Regions from separate parts of the Homo sapiens genome. Here region 2 is linked to region 1. Evidence: read pairs that join two places in POLR2A ChIA-PET (ENCODE). Cell type or tissue: Panc1. All regions are shown on one strand. Each heading gives the region's core, and the rest is flanking DNA. Links, peaks and the distances in the headings are about the cores only. Region 1 overlaps SAMD4A (sterile alpha motif domain containing 4A). Region 2 overlaps GCH1 (GTP cyclohydrolase 1).

What was found. ChIA-PET counts read pairs that join two places held together with the same protein. Peaks named below come from ENCODE experiments on the same cell type or tissue, not always from the same donor. Only the 100,000 strongest peaks of a DNase experiment are listed, where the experiment ranks them.
Region 2: POLR2A ChIA-PET joins it to region 1 with 7 read pairs; 2 of 35 experiments call an interaction of 5 or more read pairs at or near these places.

Annotation. Positions count from the first base shown.
Region 1 is chr14:54,666,581-54,671,955 of GRCh38, forward strand. The region is part of intron 2 of SAMD4A (sterile alpha motif domain containing 4A); the gene reads left to right. It overlaps LOC112268133 (a long non-coding RNA gene), which reads left to right. Exons shown (of 2, transcript XR_002957606.2): 2 at 1-2,074. Among named protein-coding and RNA genes, the nearest start is that of SAMD4A-AS1, 19 kb to the right of the region's middle. In Panc1, for the core only: no CTCF peak of the experiment used is centred there; no DNase peak of the experiment used is centred there; H3K27ac peaks cover 462 bases.
Region 2 is chr14:54,882,305-54,887,679 of GRCh38, forward strand. All of the region lies in intron 1 of GCH1 (GTP cyclohydrolase 1), which reads right to left. It also overlaps the pseudogene FDPSP3. Among named protein-coding and RNA genes, the nearest start is that of MIR4308, 6.8 kb to the left of the region's middle. In Panc1, for the core only: no CTCF peak of the experiment used is centred there; no DNase peak of the experiment used is centred there.

The DNA.
Region 1 (5,375 bases), core at 75-5,074:
AATTGTTTTTGCTTATCCTGGCCATTCTCCTGCTAACCAATTTATATTATTATTTTGATTATAATTGTATTAGCTCCCATTCTGAGCCAGATGCCATCAGCTTATAAATAGCATGTATTGTCAGAGACACTTAACTGAGAAGACAAATGATTCCCATTTAGGATGGGAATTTTTGTGCAATTGACAGGGAGCATTAACCCTTTGATTACCATAAGCCTATAGACACATAGGTACCCCCAAATGTTGGAGGAATGGCACAAGCTAGCAAACCAAACACTGTCAAATCATGGGAGCTTAAGACCCTGGAAGAAAGTGCCCAGGAGATGGACTCTTAGTTTTAAGAAAAGTTAAATAAGTGTAACATTTTTGGTGGTCCTTTTCTTCACTTGAGCAGAATGACAATATTTTACTAGTCCACCAAGAAAGAAATCGAGATTTAAACCAACTTCTCACCTTTTGTGCAAGGCCTAACCTCAGTAGCTATTAAAAATAAATGGGATTTAAATAGATGCAGAAGCACCTATTTAATTTTTAATTTCACGCTCTTGTATTTTGCAGAGCAATTTTAGGTCAGCTTGTGAGGGCTGGTTGAGGGGAAAACAGCCCTAAGAGACAGCTGGGAGAGAAACAGGTTTTCAAGTGCAAGACAAAGTCGTTAGCTCAGGGTTCAGCTGTTACCAACTCTGCAAGTGACCTCAGCTCAATATCCTTATCTTGAAAATGGAAATGATAATGCTTACTGTGTCTTTATGAGATGTGATGGTATCCATGATTGGTGGCTTTGAGCTGAAAGTTTGAGGGTGGAACTTCTCTTTTCTTCCCTAGGGGTCTCCATGTTTGTAGGTCAAAGTTCCAGGTACAGGGAAGGCATTGGCTTTGCTCTGTCCTGTGTCTGTGCCTTTGTTACACATGGTGACCAGGACAGTCAGCCACAGTGTCCAGTTACCCTGGGTCATCTCATTGAAGAGCCAAGGAGAGGCAAATGTCATTCTTCCACATCCTGCTATTCACCTGGGATCACCAGCCTCTCTGTTGCCTTCTCCCTGTCACCCAGGGCGAGTGACTTGTGGGGACGGCTCTGTGGAACCCTTCTCTCTCTTGCTGTCATGTGCAATTTGTTTCACCAGTAACTCAGGTGGATAGTAATTTTTCAATCACAGCTTATCTCACACCCTTTACTTTATTTTCTGGGTCCTGCTTACTGAGTCTTTACCACACACCATGCATTCATGCTTAGCCTTTGCTTATGTTGTCTTCTTTTTAAATGGAGAGAACTGTGGACAAGAGAGGTTACGTGAGCGCCCCAGACTGGACAGCTGTTCAGTGGTGGGCCTGCCTGCCTCGGGAGCCCTGAGGGCCTCACCCTCTGTTTCTCATGCCTTCCTGGCACAGTTGTCTTCCAGCTGTTCTCTCCACCCCGGCCCTCCCGCAGGCTGCCACCAGATGCATCTCCACACACTGCCGTTCTGATCGGATTTCCGCCTCAAAAACTGCCCATTGTTTTATAACACACCAGCCCTCTACAAGTTGACCTTGTGAGTTTTTGTCCCTCCTGCTTTCCCAAAACCAGTTCTCAGATACAGCCCCATGTTCTGTGGCCTAGTTCCTACATACAACTTGTGCCTTTGCACAGTACCTTTCCTCTACTTGAAACAGCCTCTCTTCACCTCCATCTCCCAATCTCCAAGCCATCCTCGAGGGCCGAGCACAAATTCTGGGTCTCTGATGCCTTCTAGGACTGGCCCAACTCGAAGCCATTTCTCTCCCCTTGGAGTTTAGGGGGTACTTATCATAGAATCGCTCAGATGGCATGATATGTGAGGCCTGGCAGTGAACTTATTTTCTATTTGTCAAGATCCCCTAAAAGGATCTTGGAGTTTACAGGTGAGAAAGCCACAGAGGGGTTAATGACAGTATTGGGACCAGCGTCCAGTTTCCCCAAATGCCAGACTGGTGATTTTTTCTACTGTAGCTTTCTATCTCTGTCCTTACTTGGGCAAAGACTACATCCTGTCTGTATTTATTTGTATTAGCTAGTGGATATTCAATAAACATTTGTAGAAACCAAGGAAAAGAAAGAAGATAGGAAGGAAAAAAAATGCTAGTTAACACCTATGTGGCACTTACTGTTTTAATTTAATCCCCCTTCTGGTTTTCTTCCTATAACATCCTTATGACATAGATACTATTCTCATCATCTCTATTTTACAGGTGAGGAGACCGAGGCAAGAGAGGTTAAGTAACTTGCCTAAAGTCACAAAGCTGGTGAGTGACACAGTTGGGTGTGAAGCCAGGGAGTCTGACTCCTGAGTCCATGTTCTTCTCTCTCCACCATATCACTCTGCAGGGTCAAGAAGGAATGACAGACAGGGAACTCTGAAATGTTCACAAAGAAGGCTGAACCTCCAATCAGTGCCCGAGGCCATAGAGCAGAGGACATTTAGGTTAGGCTACCATGCTTTATCTTCCTTTAATTTAAATTGAGGAGAAATACCACCATTAAGCCATTCGTGGGAGAAGGAGGCGCAGCCACAGGGCTGTGGAGTCAGTAGCTACAGCTTGGATCATCATGAAGCTCTCTGAACCCTTGACCCACATTTTCTCCCTTACATCCTACTCATTAGAGGAGACACAGCTAAGGTACTGTTCAGTGGTTCACATGCCCCAGCCTGGAGCCCGTTAGAGAAGGGGAAGCTGCTGCTGTCCTCCTTGGAGGCTCTCCCTGAGCACCTGCTTTCCACGGAATGCTCAGGAAAGAAAAAAGTCACAGGGTTGAAATGTGTACCGAATGTGTCAAGTTTGGCTGAAACAAGCTGATAAAGAATATTTAAGGAGAGCTTTATTTTTAGAAGCAACGCTTCTTTCTTTTTTTTTTTTTTTTTTTTTTAGAGAGAGACAGGATCGCACTCTGTTGCCCAGGCTGGCTGGAGTGCAGTGGTGCGATCATCGCTCACTGCAGCCCTGAACTCCTAGGCTCAAGCAGTCCTCCTGCCTCAGCCTCCCAAGTAGCTAGGACCACAGGCGTGCACCACTACGCCCGGCTAGCACTCCTTTCTTTAGTCCACTGTTGGTGTTGGTTTTTAACTAGGCCCCCACTAGGTATTGCTGTTCCTGCCTATAATTAGCACCTCTTTTCTCTCACACACAGAAAAGTCTGTCTTAAACATATTGTGAGCTTCAGAGCATGTTAAAGAAAGTTGTCTGTCGCTTAGTAGCATGGAAAGATGACGTTGCCAGCATGCAGGGAACGCTTTGCACCAAGAATCCCGGAGTGAATCGAATAATATTCCAGATTCTATGAATCAGAGCTGAATCATGTTTAAGTGTATGCTGCGTTTTGAGGGATTCCCTTCTGCCCCCCCAGCCCCCTGGGGTGAAAAGCACTGCTTTTCCTGTGTAAAGAAAAAACGTTCACACCCAGACCAGTGAAATGTTTTTGTGGCCACGTTGTGAACGCACTGAGTGTTTGTTGTGGCCCAACTAAGACAACTTTATAGATTAATGAAGAGTGATGTATCCTTTCTTCCGAACAGAACATTTAGTTCTCGCTCTGCCTGTCTGACCCCAAGCAAGTCTGTCTGGCCCCATCCCTCATTCCCCGCCCCCATCTGCACCACCCTCTTGTAAATCTCTTAGTACATTTTTGTGATCGCCGTCCAGTCTGTTCCTAGGCATTAAGGACTCTCTGAGCTTTGTGAAAGTAGGTTACCGTTCATCTGGTTTCTTGGAAGAAATGTGCATGTGTAAGGGTAGCTTTTCACATAAAAGACCAAAACCACGAAATCCAGGAAGCCAAGAATGAATGGGCCCAGGTGACTTGCCTTTCTTAACTCTTACAGAAAGCGAAGCTCCTTCAGGGCTAAGAAAGGCATTGCTGTGTAGAGGACGGAGCCAGACGAAGCCTGGGGGAGGCAGAACTGGGTTCAAGCCTCAGCATTATGTTTTACCAGCTTTTGACCTCGGCCAAATGACTTAACTTTTCTGAATCACAATTCCCATCTGTAAAATAAGGATAATAAAGCCTGGCTTGTAGGCTTATTGAAAGAATTACAAATATAGGATATAAAGTGCCTAGCACGTGGTATGTGATTGATGGTAGCTGTTGTTATTGCTGCAATTGTTGTCTTCATATCATTGTTACCACCTCTACAAGTAGCTCTTGTATGTGGAGGGAACAGAGGAGAACTTAACTGCTGTTGCCTCCCATGCTCATAAGACATAGCTTTGACCTTCAAGACTACCTGCATTCCTTACCAATAGCAGCTAAAATTGCTCCTAAAACAACAAAAGTAAATATAAACATTGCAGCCACATAGAGATGAACACAAAGAAGGAAGTGTTCCTCATTCCAGCAGGAGATCCCTTAGCTGAGTGAATTCTTTTTCCCCTCCTTCCACCGATAAATATTGACAGGCACCCACCGAGGATGTGCAGAGCTCAGGCGTGGCTGAGGGGACCCAAGTTGAATCAGACATGGATTCTGTCTTCAAGAAGCTTACCATCTGCCAGGAAAGATGAAAAATGAAAGATAAGTGTGGCGAAAGTGAGGCAGAAAATGGTTAGATCGTAAGAGAAAGATCACTGAAGGGCTCTGGAACTTGGAAGGAAAAAGTAATTTTAGCTGGAGTTGGGACATGGGAGTTTTATGGAAGAGGCAGCCCAGCCCAGCAGCATCACTGTTAGGGACACAGATTCTGGGGTTTGAACCTTGGCTTTACTACTTATTTGTTGTGGCTTCTTGTGCAAGCTAGGTCCCATCTCCATGCTTCTGCTTCCTCATCTTTGAAATCTGGATAATAATAGTACCTAGGGGTGTTGTAAGGATTAAGTGAGATATGGAAAGTGCTTAGAACAGCACCTAGTGAGTGCAATGGGAGTGATTGTTAAATGAGTTTGTCAAAGGACAGGTATAGATTTGGCCTTCAAGGAGAGGTGGGCAGTGTTTGTCCAGGAGGAAGCACAGCCAAGGCAGAGGCTGGGCTGAGTGAGGCACAGGGTTAGAGAAGGTGAGAGGTGCAGAGGGCAGCTTGGGACAAGTGTCAGGCCTAGAATCTTGGACTTTACTGAACACGTGGAACGAACTCAGTCTTCCAGAATTCTGTAGTGGGTGTGTGTGAAGCCTGAATCTGAACCTGTCTCAGAGTAGGTTTCTACATCTCAGTGCCAGTGAATGTGGCAATGAACCAGCTGCCAGCAGGCATGAAATCAAAGCTTGGATTATCAGGGCTCAACGCATAGGCCTGAATTGACACCTCAGGGAAGAGGTGCGACAGGGCCCTAGCAGGAAGCTGAACTTTGGGGCAAGAGAAGGGGTGGTGCTGCAGAGGCATTGGGGTGGGGGCAGGAATGGAGAGTAGTGTTAGGGGGAGATTGGG
Region 2 (5,375 bases), core at 326-5,325, 220 kb after region 1:
CTGTACTGAGGTAAGGGGAAAGTACTTATTTTAAACTGTTTAGATTTATTGCTGGATAAAACTGAAGGCTGCCAATCATGTATACTATTAACTCTCAAAGTTATCCAAGCCAAAGAACTCGCCTTTCTGGTCTCAGTTTACTACTCTGAATATTTCTGGTAGACCAAAATTAGAGCCTTAGAAACTGTCTAAGGAATCAAAACAGTGTATTCAAGGAGTCATTTTTAAAAACACACACACACTTGCCAAATTTAGTTTTTTAACTGGATAATTTTGTATATCTTTCACAATCCAGCTGTTAAACCGAAAATGGAATTTACGAAACAGATGGTGATAACAAGGTCTAGTTCACAGCAGTTCTACAGAAAAAAAAAACACACCAATCTGATTAAACTATCCATTTGCTTCAAAAGCCTCTAATAGGCTCGTCCCTTATCATCCTACATTCACTTATACCACGAGATTTCATACAGATGGGTGTGATGGAACCATCTGTAATCCCATCCAAGTAAGTACCATCAGAGTGCGCAAGCCACCATCATTAGTGACAGATGAAGAGATAAGGGATCTTCCTTCGCAACAGGGGTTCCCAAATACAGCCAATCAACAGGGAGTTTTGGAAAATATAGCGTCCCAAGCTACCCAGCAAAAATCTCATTTACTATGTGTAGGGATGGACCCAGGATAAGTCGTTTTAAAATCTATGTGATTCTGGTGACTGGCTGGGGTGGGAGCACACAGGCTTGAGAGCTGAGGGTACATGAGGGTTGAAAACAGACCCACTGCTGGCCGGGCGCGGTGGTTCACGCCTGTAATCTCAGCACTTTGGGAGGATGAGGCAGGTGGATCACGAGGTCAGGAATTCGAGACCAGCCTGGCCAACATGGTGAAACCCCATCTCTACTAAAAGTCCAAAAATTAGCCGGGCACGGTGGCGCGTGCCTGTAATCCCAGCTATTCGGTAGGCTGAGGCAGATGAATTGCTTGAACCCGAGAAGCGGAGTTTGCAATGAGCAGAGATTGCGCCGCTGCGCTCTAGCCTGGGCGACAGAGTGAGACTCCGACTCAAAAAAAAAAAAAAAAAAAAAAAAAAAGCCCGGTGCGGTGGCTCACGCCTGTAATCCCAGCACTTTGGGAGGCCGAGGCAGGTGGATCACGAGGTCAGGAAATCGTGACCATCCTGGCTAAGACGGACAAAGTCCGTCTCTACTAAAAATACAAAAAATTAGCTGGGCGTGGTGGCAGGCGCCTGTAGTCCCAGCTACTCGGGAGGCTGAGGCAGGAGAATGGAGTGAACCCAGGAGGTGGAGCTTGCAGTGAGCCGAGATCACGCCACTGCACTCCAGCCTGGGAGACAGAGCAAGATTCTGTCTCAAAAAAATAAATAAATAAAAAGAAAAGAGAGAAAACAGACCCACTGCTGGCCCAAATTTGCTGTTCAGCAAGGCCAAACAGTGGGCAATTCTTCACTGTAACCCTCACTACAGTCACCACGTCATTCCTGTGGAACACTATGAGGCCTGGGGCAGGGGTGGGGTGGAGGCAGAGACAAGGAGGAAACTGGAGCCAACTCCACCTAAAGAAGGTGAGGCAGGAAGGACCCAGGTAGAGAACCTCTACGTGGTTCTTTTTGCTGGAGCAAAGTTTAAAAATTTGTGAGGACCTCACATCAGAAAGTTGTACCCACATTCTAGAAAAATATCCCCCACTTAAGAAACCAGTTGCATCCTACAACCAACTCATTAGAAATCAATGTCTAGGGTAATACAATAAAGTTTTCATAGTTCTGAGCTGAAAACAAATCTATCAAACCATGACCTCAAGCAACTTGAGATCTGCAGAAATAAGAGGCCTAGGTGTAAAAATATTTGGAGAATGACTAGAGGTTAAATTGTAAAACTGATAGTTCACATAAATGAAAACTTGTGGGCTGAGACAAAACAATATGATTGTATTGAAGATTAAAATTTTACCCAGGCCTAAAGGTCGAGTAGGAGGAAAGGTGGAGGGAGGGTTTCCTAGAAAGGGAAAGGAAGAAAAGTACCATATAAAATAAGATATGGAAGTGGGAAACAGCAAAAGGAAAAAAGCCTGTGTAGGTCTATGCATGGAACAGAAACAAAATTCCCTTCTCTTTTAGAGCATTGTTTTCTTTTTTTCTTTTTTTGTAAGATTACACAGTAGGCCGGGCGCAGTGGCTCACGCCTATAATCCCAGCACTTTGGGAGGCCAAGGCAGGCGTATCATTTGAGGTCAGGAGTTCGAGACCAGCCTGGCCAACATGGTGAAACCCCATCTCTACTAAAAATACAAAAATTAGCCGGGCGTAGTGGCGGGTGCCTGAAATCCCAGCTACTTGGGAGGCTGAGGCAGGAGAATCGCTTGAACCCAGAAGACAGAGGTTGCAGTGAGCCAAGACCACACCATTGCACTCCAGCCTGGGCAACAAGAGTGAAACTCTGTCTCAAAACAACAACAACAACAACAACAACAACAAAAAAAAAGATTACACAGTAATTTATTGAGAGCCTCCTCTCCCTGCCTTGCAGTTGCTTGGAGATTTTGTACGCTAGCCCCAGGAAGGTGGCTGGGGGCAGTGGTGCAACACACTGCTCAATGAGACCCATAAGGTGGCTGTAACCATCTTCCACATACCAAGAACATGGTCAGCAGATCCAGCTCCTCATATAGTGCCTCCTCCCTGTAATTCTTCTGCATGATCTGGTGCTGTTCCGGTGTGGCCCATTGCAGACACTGAACCACCAGTCAGCTGCATTTGTTGTCATCTGTTGTCCTGGATGTCAGTACAAACTCTGCCAGTGGTGACAGTAGGGTCCCCAAAGAGGTCAAGGTAATCATCCTGAATCTGAAAGAACTCCTAACTCCAGCAGGATCTTCCTGTCATTGGCCCATTCCTTCCCCACACTGACGCCTGCCATAGACATGGCTGCAGCTTCAGGATGGTAGAAGAAGTAGAAAGCTGTCTTATACTTGACAGTGATTTGTACCTCTTTTCAGTGAACCAGTCAAGATCCACATTGCTCTGGGGGGCTGTGATGGGGTCCAGGGTCTGCCTGATCTCTGTCTAATAGGAACTCCACAGGAAGTGCTTTTTCAGGTTCAGGTAATGGGGTTGCTCTCAGCAACAGAGCTTCAACAGGTGATAGATAGATGCTTCTAGAAGCATAGCATCATTGATGGCATCCAAACCTACACCTGGCTTCTGATACAAGCAGATCTGCCCCCAGCAAGGTGAGGGATGAATCCCTGATGTCATCTGCCACCAGGAAGAAAGCTTGCAGCACAAGGTGCAGTGGCTCACACCTGTAATCCCAGCACTTTGGGAGGCCAAGGCAGGGGGATTACCTGAGGTCAGGAGTTCGAGGCCAGCCTGGCCAACATGGCGAAACCCCGTCTCCACCAAAAATACAAAACTTAGCTGGGTGCGGTGGAATGCGCCTGTAGTCCTGGCTACTCAGGGGGCTGAGGCACAAGAATTACTTGAACCCAGGAGGTGGAAGTTGCAATGAGCTGAGATTGTGCCACTGCACTCCATCCTGGGCGGCAGAGCTAGGCTCCATCTCAAAAAACAAACAACAACAACAACAAAAAAAAACGGGCAAGCTTACAGCAGTTCACACAACAGCCCAGACAGGACCTGCTGGAGACTATCAGCATCCTGTTTCCTGGGCTCTGCCAGCTCCTGGAATGCTACCAGCATCATCAAACCCTAGTGGTACTTGTCTCCAGTGGCAGTGTACTCCAGGACCTCTTTGAGCCAGGTAATAGACTCTCCTGTCTCTGGGTGCCCCATCTCATCCTCAGTCAGCATCCTGACAACCTGGGAGAAGTCCTGGATAAAATTCTGCTTTTCTTGGGCATACATATCTGGATTTCTGGTCTCCATTCATTTTGTTCCTGGATGTGAGTTCCTGCTTGGACAGCATTTTTCAAATTAAATTTTACATTTAGTTTGTGATTTCTTTCAAGCCCTACCACAACTCGCATTAGTCAAAACCAGTTATAGGCCGGGCGCGGTGGCTCATGCCTGTAATCCCCGCACTTTGGGAGGCCGAGGCCGGTGGATCACGAGGTCAGGAGATTGAGACCATCCTGGCTAACACAGTGAAACCCCGTCTCTACTAAAAATACAAAAAATTAGCCGGGCGCGGTGGTGGGTGCCTGTAGTCCCAGCTGCTCGGGGGGCTGAGGCAGGAGAATGGCGTGAACCCGGGAAGCGGAGCTTGCAGTGAGCCGAGATCGCGCCACTGCACTCTAGCCTGGGTGACAGAGTGAAACTGTCTCAAAAAACAAAACAAAACAAAAAAAACACCAGTTATTGTCCCGACTTTACAGATGAGGACACAGATACTGTCATTTGGAAACACTAGCTGACTGCTGAAGAAGAGCCAACCAGCCGGTGGGAGAGCTAGATTTTGACCCATCTTCTGACTCCAGACCAGAGCCTTAATCTTGGGCTGAACTCAACCTACTAGAAGTGTGGACTGAAGGGGAGAGGTCCCCTTCAGGAAACACGCATCAGGGGTTATTGTAGGTTGAAGTCTGCCATGTGGTGACAAGGCCCAGAGCTGATGACAGCAAAAGACAGCAAATCTGATTTTTTAAAAGAAAAGTAAAATCCATTATAAACTGTCAGCCAGGAGAGCAGAGCAGAAAGAGTGGCCTAATGCCCAGAGACTGCCAGAACCAAAGTGGTGCGCATCAGTCACAAAATACTGTTTCACCAACTATTTATTTGGCTTATTTGAGGGAAAATTCAGAAATGTAATGCTATGTTGACCTTTTCTTTTTGAAATCAAACTGGAAGAATTTCAGGGGAAAGGAAAATCCCATTAAATCTTCAAACTAATAAAACATTTTTTAAAAAGGAACTTCTCTAGAGAAGCTTATCCTAGAAAACCAGTGAAACAGGGCTTTTAAAAACCAATTAGAAGTCTTTAAATCTTCAAGATCCAAATACTTAGTGTCTCCCAGTTGTGACAGTGCATGAAGTACAGAGCATTCCTGCTAAAAATGTTTTCCAGGAATTTAGTGAGGTCTTTAGACCTGACTTGCAGTTACCAGGAATATGAGAAATATAGAAGTTAAATGAAAACAAACAAACAAAAATCATACAAATCATAAAGGTAGAGTATCTTACAGGACAACTGACCTCTCTGATAAAGCAGTGGCAGGGGTTGGGGGCGGTAGGCGCTATTCCAGATTAAAACGTAATAATCAAATGCAAATGTATGGACCTTGAGTGGATCCTTGTTGGAAAAAATCATTAGTAAAAGACATTTGAGACACCTGAGGAAATGTGAATATATATTAGGTATTAGATGATATGAAGGAATGAATAGCTAATTTTACTA